2 separate regions of the Mus musculus genome follow, and region 2 is linked to region 1. A link is a loop called in an ENCODE intact Hi-C map of the cell type or tissue named here. Cell type or tissue: left cerebral cortex. All regions are shown on one strand. Each heading gives the region's core, and the rest is flanking DNA. Links, peaks and the distances in the headings are about the cores only. Region 1 holds the start of 2410004P03Rik (RIKEN cDNA 2410004P03 gene). Region 2 overlaps Greb1 (gene regulated by estrogen in breast cancer protein).

Region 1 (5,372 bases), core at 191-5,190:
CCTTTGAGCTCTCCTGCCTCTACCTTCCCAGTGCTGGGATTATGGTCTTGGTTCATCAGCATTTGTGATGGTTAGAATGCGAATGGTTCCTATATGCTTATCTGTGTGAACCGTTCCTTGTCCCAGTTGGTGGGCCTGTTTGGGAAGGATTAGGAGGTGTGGCCTTGTTAGAGGAGGTGTGTCACTGAGTTGGCTTTGAGGCTTCAGAAGCCCATGCCATTCCCAGTTGGCTCTCACTGCCTTGTGCTTATGGATAAAGATGTGAGCTCTCAGCTACTTCTCCAGCAACTTGCCTGACTGTCTGCTGCCATGTTTTCCACCATGATGATCACAGATTCTATCCCTCTGGAACCACGAGCCCCAAATTAAATACTTTTTTATAAGCTGCCTTAGTCATGGTGTTTTATCATAGCAATAGAAAGGTAACTAAAACACCATGTTAGGACTCAGCTTTACATACTGCAAATTTTTAAAGAATGCACATGTGTCTGTATGTGCACTGCATACTGTGTGTGCAGTACCTGTGGTGACCAAAAGAGGGTGCTAGATTCCTTAAACCTGGTGTTGTGGGCAGTCATGAGCCGCTAGATGTGGGTTCAAGCAACTGAACTTGGGTCTTCTGTAAGAACAAGTGATCTTAACCGTCGAGGCATCGCTCTAGTACCAAGTTTACATATTTTAATGAAGTCTTTTGGGGTAATAGTGCTCCCCCACAAAGGCCATGTTAGGAGGAGAGTGAATGCCCTGCGTCTCTCCTGTGTCCTCACACCACAACCAACACAGGGGGTGGATTCTGCCAGATATTCCAGGGACACCCCAGCTCCCCGGAAGCAATTCTAAAGCAATAGGGAGCACCCTCTAATCCCATTTCTATCTCGCTAGTGACAGTGTCTGATTGACAGCTTGACAACTCCACTCCAATACTATCACCAGTTGCCAGCCTAGGGTTGTGTTTCTGACCATCTAATTAGGTGGACGGAGGCACTAAAAACAACCAGTGAGCATCAGCAGGGTTGGTGAGAACTTGGAGTCCTTGTACACTGTTAATGGAAATGCAAAGTAGGGCAGAAATTGTGAAAAACAGCAGGAGAGTCCCTCCCAACAAAACTAGAACCGGTTCCACTTCTGAAAATTTTATCTGAAAAATGGGAAGCCAGGTCTCAAAGGGAAATCTGCTCTCCTCTGTTTGCTGTGACACCTAACAACAGCCAACATGTGAAAATGATTTTTTTTTCATGGAATAGAATATTACTCTGCCCTGAAGAAGGAAATTCTGACATGTGCTTATGTTTATGTGAATGAGCTCCTTGATGGAGTGACTGCTACCACCTTGAGTCTGATCGCCAGACTAAAGGAGGGGCGAAAAGAAACTAAAAATGCAGCCACCGGCGTGTGTATTTGGAAAGCCTTCATTTAGACTTTTCACAGTTTTAAGTGGTTGCTCAGTAGCCATCTTCCTTCCCACTGGGCTTCAGCCACTCCACAGTCTTTGGTTTTGTCTTACTAACTTCAAACTCACACTGGGCGTACAGCTCTGAGTCATCATACTTGCCTAGTCTACCTACTTCTCTTGGGGTCCAGGAAGCCAGGCCCCCTTGGAACTCTGGGCAAACCTACCAGGCTTCTCCTGGTATCCATCACTGAATGAAACCAGGAAGGAAGCTCCCTACCCCCACCTCCACCCCCAGGCCAGAGTCCCGCCCCAGGCAGTGCCATGGCTTCCAGCTGCCAGCTTCCTCCCAGAAGAGGAGGGACAGAGAGATTGTTGTGTGGCCATAGATGGGACCAGAGCCCTGTCTATACCTATATTCCCAGCTATCTGTTGGGAATGAGGCCCTAGCTGCTTTAGTCACAGTCTGGGTCTAGGCTGGCCTCTCTTGCACCCTACTTCCACGTTCTCCCCCTCTGATCTTTCCATATATTCTGAACTCTTTCCTCTGCACTTTCTCAGACCCCCCAAGGTGGATGGAGATGTGAGAGATTCGGGGAGAAGGGGGGGCAGGACACTCACCAACGCCTCTGGCCTCGTGCTTCGGCTTCCACAAGCTCCCTCCACAGCTGGTCCTGTTGCACACCCAGGGCTGGGGTCCCCTGGCAACCACCGGCGAGAGCCCTGCTTGCAGCAGGGCCATCCCCCAGGGCCGCAGAAATTGAGGCAAGCTGCCTGGTAGGGGGCGGTTTGTACCCAGCGGATGTGGTTCTTGGTAGCCCACGATGTTGGCTGCCCATGGGGGACTGGAGAATCAGGAGAGGGAGAGAAAAGAGAAAGACTGGTTGAGACTTTCTGCCTGAACCCAGGATAACCTGCACAAGGTGCTCCCGCTTCGTCCCTCACCGGATTTCGAGCTCAGAGAGAGTGACTGATGGGGGACAAAAACTCTCCAGGCTGGGGCAGCATCTGCGCCCAGCTGTGTTTTGCAGCCCTGCTTGTGTTGACTGTCGCCCAGGGAACAGGCGACTCCCAAGTGCGCATGCGGAAGGGGCGGACCCACTGTGCGCCCTCCAAAGACTTCGGAGCCACTCGGTGGGGTGCAGATGGTAGGTGCTTTGCCCAGCTCTTCCCCTGGGCGGGAGAGCGGGACAGTGTCTGCTGAGTCTCCAAAAGCTGTGAGTGCTCCGTGTTCCGCAGAGCTGGTGAACTGGAGCAAGACCCTGTGCTGCCCCCTGGTGGAGAACTCAGGGTCCCAGACGAAGGGACGAGAGACCAGGGGCAGGAAGAGAAGACATCTTAGGGTTTTTAATTGCTGTGATGGAATATCATGACCAAAGCAAGTAGGGAAGGAAATGGATTATTTGGCGTCCACTTTCATATCGTAATCTATCGCTGAAGAAAGTAAGGGCAGGGACTCAAACAGGGCTAAAACCTGTAGATAGCAGCTGATGCAAAAGCCATGGAGGGGTACTGCTTACTGGCTTGCTCCCCATGGCTTACTCGGCCTGCTATCTTTTAAAAATTTTTATTTATTTATTTTATGTATGAGTGCTCTATCTGCATGTACACCTGCATGCCAGAAGAGGGCATCAGACCATATTATAGATGGTTGTGAGCCACTATGTAGTTGCTGGGAGTTGAACTCAGGACCTCTGGAAGAGCACCCAGTGAGCTGAGCTATCTGTACGACTGAGCCACTCTCCAGCCCTCAGCCTTTTATGTTTTAGAACCCAGGATCACCTGCCCAGGGATCACACCATACATAATGGCCTGGGCCCTCCCCATCAATCACTAATTAAGAAAATGCCTTACTAGCCCCACCCCTTCACTGGCAGTAGCACTCAGGCAAGCTGGCCCTGCACCTCAACTGGGCAGCATAGTGGTCCTAATAGTGAAGGCAGGGATGATCCAGCCCTAAGGGTAAGAGGGCAGGAGAACTAGCCCAGGCCCTTGAAGGCTGCAGCCCTAGGGAGAATGGGCCACAAGCCTTGACTGGGCAGCACAGTGGAGCTGGCTCTGGAGGAGTGGGAGCACATGGGCCTGCCCAGAGGGCATCAGGAAAGGAGAGCAGAACCTGCCTCCTGCCCATGTCAGCACTGGGTGGTCTAGCTGGAGCAGCGCTGGAGAGCTCTCCCTGGAGGTGCAAAGAAGGGAGAGCTGACTGAGTGCTAACCACCCCAGTTACCACCTGGGCCCAGACCCAGGGCTCTGAATTGGCCCACTCCAAAATCTTTATCATTTGCAGATGGTTGGGACACATGAAAGGGCCAGTCCTGCTGTTCCAAAGCTGCAGGATCTCCATGACACAGAGCAACAGTATGATGACCAGGAGGGGGTCCCAATGAGGATTCAATACTGATGTGTCACAGAAGCCAGAGATCTCCAATCAGACCAATGACTCGTTGCGATGAACATCTGCAAGTGAAGATGTGTGGACAGAGGGATACACTGTGGGACACACGGTGCCACACTGCAGCTTCTATGATGAGATGCTTTCTATGCCTTTCTTGTGTGTGTGTGTGTGTGTGTGTGTGTGTGTGTGTGTGTGTGTGTGTTTGTGTGTTTATTGGGGGGGGGGGAGGTTGCAAGGGCAAAGGGTGGGGAGATAAGTGGGACTGGGGTGCATGATGTGAAATTCACAAAGAATCAATAAAAAGTTTTTTTTAATGGATTATGGAGGAAGGGGGGGGAGAAAATGCCTTACAGCTGGATCTTATGGAGGCATTTTCTCAACTGATGCTACCTCCTCTCTGATAACTGTAGCTTGTGTTAAGTTGAGGTAAACTAACCAGGGCAACAATGTATGTTCCTTCTGAAAGCCCAGAGAGCCCACAGCATCCTGTCATTGATACTGAGGAGCCTCCCAACAACCCCAGGCAGCTTTTGTGGACATAGGTCCTACACAGAGTCACACTGAGGCCCACAGTGGAATCCAGTCTACAGGGAAGAATACAACCGGAGTGACTGTCCAGGCAGCCTGAGTTTAGCTTATAAAAGGCACATCGAGGACTTAAGAGTGGGGGTCCTGCTGTGGACTCCACTTCTGTTCCTTCTCTAGTCCCAAGCAGCCCAACCCCGTCTGTGGCACCAGTGGCTTCTTCATCCAGCTCAGCCAAACTCAGACCCTCCCATCACGCTGTTCCAGGCACCCTCCTTTCTTCCTCGTCACCAGCGATGGGTTTATTGATAGACCTTTCAATCCTTCCCTTACACTCTGTGCCTGACTCCTGTCAGGCAAGGTGTTCCTTCCCTGTGCAGCCAGAGAACAGAAATGGTTAATCAAGTGTAGACAGAGGTACCCTAAGTGGAGGATGCTCTGGTGTCTGGGACTCAGGCAATAGGCCACACCTCTTCTTGTTGTGTGTCAGTTTCCTCTCCAGCAGCAAAGATCCTTAAGATAGAAAGTAAACAACTCATAAGAACTCCAGGAAGTCCCTGAAACTGACCAGATTCACTTTCCTGACAGTAAACAATAGCTGGTACAGAGGGTCCCTCTTAAATGAGCCAAGCTGCAAAGGAGAATTAGAGACCCACCAAGTGGCCTGGAAGAAGCAGAGACCACCAGAGCTGCTAGGAAGAGCCTCGGAACAATGAAGCCACTTGGAAAGCACACTCTCCTACCTGTTGAGCTGCCTGTAGATTGTACAGTGTACACCAGGTTCCCAGCTTTTGTGAGCTGTCCCCCACGCTGGTGTGGTCTTGGGTGATGCAATTGTCTTTGACTTATATCTGCCTCTGTAAGTAACCCCAATAAAACTCATTGGTTTATTGGTATTCATACTTTGGTCTGTCGTGGGTTCTCTATCTGGGGTAAATAGATACATGTCGCTTCTCCCCAGGAAAATTTCCTTACTAAAGAGGCAGCAGGGTTTGGTCTTTACAGATGAGAAGGATTTCAAAGATACAAGAGAGAAGACAAGGGAGGAGGCACAGTTTGGGG
Region 2 (5,372 bases), core at 290-5,289, 290 kb before region 1:
AGGGGGCTGACGACCACATCATTCAGGTTTCCGCAGAGGTAGGGAAAGTTCCCATGGCCTAGAGGAGAAGAAAACCAATTCAGCAACTGGTCTTGTGCTCGGCTTTGGTGAGGTACCACTGTAGCTCCCCTGAGCATAAGCGCCAGGAGAACTCTTAGGTCTCTCAGAGGCTCCTTTTCTGAGAAATCTCAGACCTGCTACAGTCCCTGCTGTGTATACCTACTCTGCCCTACTAGAACCTAGGACAAAATGTCATCTATCATGTCCAGCCATAGGCAGGGCATTTGTTTGTTCATGCCATCCAATCTCTTTATTTTGCAGTTGAGCAAGTTCAAGCCCAAATTAAAGAAGCTTGCCCAGAACCAAATGGCAATGGCCTCGAAACAGCCGGCATGTGTGTCGCAGTGAGGACTGTTCGCCAGACGTGTGACCCACCACCACGCCTTGCACCCTCCCAAGGATCGTTAGCTAACAGAGTTAACAAAACAGGTCGGTGTCTAGACCCAAAGATCAGAAAGTGAACAACCTTGAGGAGTGCTGGAGTGGATGTTAGAATCCTTCTGATGACAGCTCTTAGGGTAGACCTGCCCAAGCAGGGGTCTGACCCCTTCTTTGTCATCATTAGCTACATGACCTTAGACAAGAACTTGACCTTCTCTAAGCCTTTGCACAATGGGGAGATGGTAAATGCTCAGTTATGCTGAGAAAGAATGTCCCTCTTTGACTCTCACTATGGGACTCCATGAGCCACTTCCTGAGAAAAACTTTCTCAAACTCAAAGTGTGACAGATTTGCTAAGACATGTGCTGGCCCCACCCACATCTCCAAGTTTCAGAATTTAGGTATGTTCTGTCTCTGGGGCAGGCCTGTGAATCCAACTTTCTGTTTACTCCCCTCTGGTGCTGAGGTGCGGGGTCAGCTGGACAGCACCGTTCACAAATGTGCCAGCTTACAAGCGGCACTGTGGCTACCTTAGAAAAGGGATGCCACGCTTGTCATGCAAGGGGCTGCCGGAAGCCCCCCTAAGAACCGGATGAAAGCTAAGTTACAGAGCTGCTGGCCTGGCCGGGAAGCTGAGGTGGGCATCAGGGAAGGAAGTGCGCTCGAGCAAAGCAGAGACTGCGCTGAGTTTGCTCAGTGTGCGATGCCGGTCTGTGAGCCGGGGTCCACCTCTGAGTCCTGCAGCCTGTCCCAGTTCTGCAGCCTCGCCTCTCTCACCCATTCACCCACAGAACAGCATGAAAGAGCTACAATGCTACCTCCAGGTAACCTATACTAGCCACCACACAGAGGAGATCAAATCCTCTCTTATCTAATGCTTCTGGAACAGTGACTATGTCTGAATGCTGCACAATCCAAAATGACTGGTGGCTTGGGGTGACAGTGGAACAAAGCCACGGGGTTGCTTCGTCCATCCCCCGAGTCCTCCGCAGTAGCTGGACGAGTACAGCAGGGATTCAGTGAAACAGAGAATGAAGGAAAGGACAGCAGATGAGCAAGCAGTGAGTGTCCTGGGTAATGTCACTATGCCCCTGCTGGGACAAACTGTGTCGTTCTCGGCCCTCTGGAGCCTGGGGCCGCTTCATTTGATCATTGCCCTGGATAGCATCCAGATTCGCTCAGGAAGATGCCTATGGACTCGGACTGAGAGGAGGTCACAGTTTCGTGTGGGAGTCCTTGCACACTTCGCTACCTCCACTGCTGGGTGCACTGCTGTACTTGCCTTTAAATATCACTGGCTTGGCCTTGCATATTTTCAGCAAGTTGTCCGGAACAGACACTGGTTCACCAGAGGCCACCACCGGGAAGGTGACTGAAGCTGGTCCCACCAAGCCAGCCTGGGGCACACAAGGTATGCTGGTACCTTCTAGAAACACAGCAAGTAGATTAGTAAAACACAGCAAAGGAGGCATCTGTCCCCAGCCCGCCCAACATCCACCCGCCCACAAAACTGCTGCCTCCATACTCATAAACCTGTGGACTCACTCAGCCCCACCTTCCCCGCCAATAAACACTGTCCACACCATCAGCTGAGGAGCTGCTTGGAGACCTTGCTAGGTCAGGGGGCTGATACAGAACTATCACAGGAGACTGGACCTCAGGAAGCAGCAGGAACATGAGAAGAGGTCCTTCTGCTATGCCAGGGTCTGGCTGCTCAGAACCCCCTTGTACATCTGCCTGCCCACGTGTGCATATATGCACACATGCTGCTAGCAGGCCACCACCACTGGTACCCAACTTTAGGATTTGGGCAAGGCCTTAGCCACTTACCGTGCTTGGCTCTGTTGCCACCACCCTGAATGAAGCCACCATCCGTGGTTGATTTAGACTCCGGGGACCACCCTTTGTGCCGTTTTTTGGGAGGCCCAGAGTTTGGCAAGATACCTAGACAATAGTTAAGAGCATGGGTTAGGCCACCATTGGAAACTGGCATCAATAAAAACCTTTCCTGATTTGGAGTGTCCGTCTGTTTTGTTTTGTTTACAAAGGTAGGGCTCAACTCCAGGACCTTGCACGTGCTAGGCAGATGTTCTAACACTGGGCTTAACCTTAACACTATCCTTAGCCCTTGGTAGTTTTAAAAATCACGGCCTTTAAAAAAAAATCACAGCCTTACAATGGGTTTTAAGCTCTAGTCAAGTCTCTAGGCAAAAGGAAACACCCTGTCCATTTTTATAATGTTTCACTCCACAGTTGCATTTAGGCTGCACCTCTCTAAGATGCATTTTTAAAAAACGGCCATAATAATAACAAAATCTAATGAGAAAGTGGTTTAATCAGAAGTAGAGAGAATACAAGTAAAATGCTTAAATGAAATGCTTAGCCAAGGGTTTGGGCTCAGTAAACTGCAGCCACCAGCATCAACCTCCTATTACTGAAATGTCCAGCACTCAGTGCACCAACACAATTTTGCCACTTGAGGGCAGTGCTGATCCACTGCACACCCCCTTCCTGCCCTCCAACCCCACTGTCACCCCCCATCCAACCTGGACAGCTAATGTCACATGTTGCAAAGGAAGACCAGAGGCTGGACCCACTGTTGCATGTGAGTCTCTGCCCACTCTAGACGGCAACATGCTCATGACTTAAATCTATTTGTAAATTATTCAAAGTACCAAGAATGGGCCACCATATTTTCTTGAAAATCCTGACAAATTTTCTCATCTCTAGAGCCCCTTGTCTTAACCCTGCTGTACTTTAAATTCACCTGGACACTTTTAAAACCACCTAGCCAAGGGTGGCGGTGCATGCCTTTAATCCCAGCACCCAGAAGACAGAAACAGGCAGATTTCTGTTGAGCTCAAGGCTAGCCTGGTTTACATTGTAAGTTCCAGGCCAGCTAGGGCTACATGGTGAGACTCTGCCTTTAAAAACAAGATAAGCAAACAAAAACCTGTCTGTCTGAGCACAAGCCTAGTCCAAGGAACTCAAGTAGCTCAGCATGTGGGGAGCGCGTCATTCTGATAACTGGAGCTCCCAGATGATCTGAACCCAGGCTGAGGGTAACATCACCTTCAGTGGAAGCAGAGAGCACACACAGACCTGGAAGATGCTCATCCAAGCTGTCTCTGCTAGACTCTCCTTAGAGCTACCACAGAGGGCCTCTGAGTTAACGGTAAGGGTGCACATGCTGTCACTAGTAGTGCACATGCTGTCACTAGTGCCTGGGTTTTTCTGAAGCCTGAGGCAGTTTGAGATTGACTGTCGTAGAGTCCCTCCAAAGGGACCTCAAATGCAACCTCATCATTAGACAGACCAAAGCAGAAGAAAATAGAGAGAAACAAAGTAGCACAGGGTTGAAGGGCATGAAGTACTTTCCCTACAAAGCCCTTTCAAACCGGCAGGTTTCTTTGCATCAGAGATAGGGCCCTACCTCTGCACCAGGTGTTCAGCTCGCACAACACTAGTCCCAGAAACAGAGGAAGAACTCCTCAGAGAGAGGACGGGCCGCTCCTCTAGGAAGTGCTTCTGAACTACTAGAGGGCAGGGCTGCAGCTGAGGATTCTCTTCCTCCTCTAGAAGGTTAACAGGAAATGCCTCTACTGGGACTCTTCCCCAGTAAGTACTCTCAAAACATCAGATACCAGCGTACCTGGTAGAGGGGACCCCATCTGGCATTTCTGAGGAGGAGGTCCCCTGCTTCCTTAGAGCCCAACCCTCGTCTGAGACAAGGCTCCTAGTTCATATCCTCCACCAGGGGGCAGCATTTCACTGAGAGCAGCCAGTGTCACTCAGAAGGAGTTTCCTACACACTGCTTTTGAGTGTCTCCTTCCCCCAAGGACAGAAGGCATGATAGCTCTGATTAATATGCCTGTACTCAACTCTGTGACTCGGGTGAGCCAGTGTCTCTGACTTAGTCCCTCTCTCTGTCAGGCTCACCAGAGCCGTGTGCTGGGACTTCAAGAATTCTTTAATGGGAGAGGAGACTATGGCCCTGAGTTGAGCTCTAAAGGCCATCTAACAGAGGTGGGGTGAGCACTTAGAGACGGGATAGAGTGTGAACATCATGTTGAGCCACCAAGGCAGTGAACAGCTGAAGGCGGAGAATGGGGTTCAACGGGCTGATCCCAGAAGATCTTTTAAGGCTCCAGCAGCCTGGAGTTTAAAGATCTCCATTCCCCACACAACTCCACAAAGTAGGCTTGGGGAGTTCAAGTCCAATCCTGAGGGAGCCTCTGTAGGCTACTGCCCAAAGCCAAGCTCCGGGCCCAGGCTGAGCAGAGCTGGCACACTGTTGCCTGAGGTATGAGTTGTATGACACCAGGACTAAGTGTCTTCTAGCTAAGCTCAGGGGGAAAGCCATGGACAGCGAGGACCTCCTGTCCTTATGACCAAGGGCAGTCTTTGGTTATGTGGCTGCTGCTGCATCAGCACCTGGAGGAGAAACAGCCCCTGGAGGAAGGTAGGAGTCTTCAGGGTAGGGTGGGGAATGATAAGGGCTCCAGGAACGTGGAAGCTAGTCAAGACTGAAGAGTCTTGGATCCATGCAGGGGCAGGAGGATTGCATCTACAGAGAAGCCTCTGGGCACAACAGAATTATATTCCAGCCCAGGGTGCTTCTCTGAACCTCAGTCTCTTCCTCAGTGGTAAAAATAAAACTCAGGCACCACACTCTACCCATGAGCTGCAACCCCATTCCTAGGATGGACATTTTCTAAGGATCCTTCCAGTGTAGTGTCTCAGACCCTAAGCGCCAGCTCAGCCCTGTTCACAGAGTCAAGGGAGGAGGGAGAGACAAAGCAAGAAGAGAAGGGGAGCAGAGAAGACTTGATGTCAGAAGGCTTGAAAGCAGAGAAGTCTTGTCCCTAAGACGTGTCCTTAGGAACAGCGATGGTGGGAGAGCACTGGACTGGAGTCTGAAGGCAGTCCC

Evidence for each region. Hi-C counts contacts between places; a loop is a spot of excess contacts. Peaks named below come from ENCODE experiments on the same cell type or tissue, not always from the same donor. Only the 100,000 strongest peaks of a DNase experiment are listed, where the experiment ranks them.
Region 2: a loop joins it to region 1, with 5 times the contacts of the local background. A loop is called at or near these places in 18 of 42 quality-filtered maps.

What each region holds. Positions count from the first base shown.
Region 1 is chr12:17,009,117-17,014,488 of GRCm38, forward strand. 2410004P03Rik (RIKEN cDNA 2410004P03 gene) reads right to left here and starts at 2,611. Exons shown (of 5, transcript NM_001201332.1): 1 at 2,336-2,611; 2 at 2,012-2,235. The coding sequence starts at 2,229. In left cerebral cortex, for the core only: CTCF peaks have their summits at 536 (motif pointing right) and 2,669 (motif pointing left); a DNase peak (open chromatin) is centred at 2,656; H3K4me3 peaks cover 565 bases.
Region 2 is chr12:16,714,905-16,720,276 of GRCm38, forward strand. Greb1 (gene regulated by estrogen in breast cancer protein) reads right to left here. Exons shown (of 35, transcript NM_015764.4): 10 at 2,272-2,385; 11 at 1,724-1,867; 12 at 1-58. Among named protein-coding and RNA genes, the nearest start is that of Ntsr2, 64 kb to the left of the region's middle. In left cerebral cortex, for the core only: CTCF peaks have their summits at 2,903 (motif pointing right) and 4,197 (motif pointing right); DNase peaks (open chromatin) are centred at 2,924 and 4,207.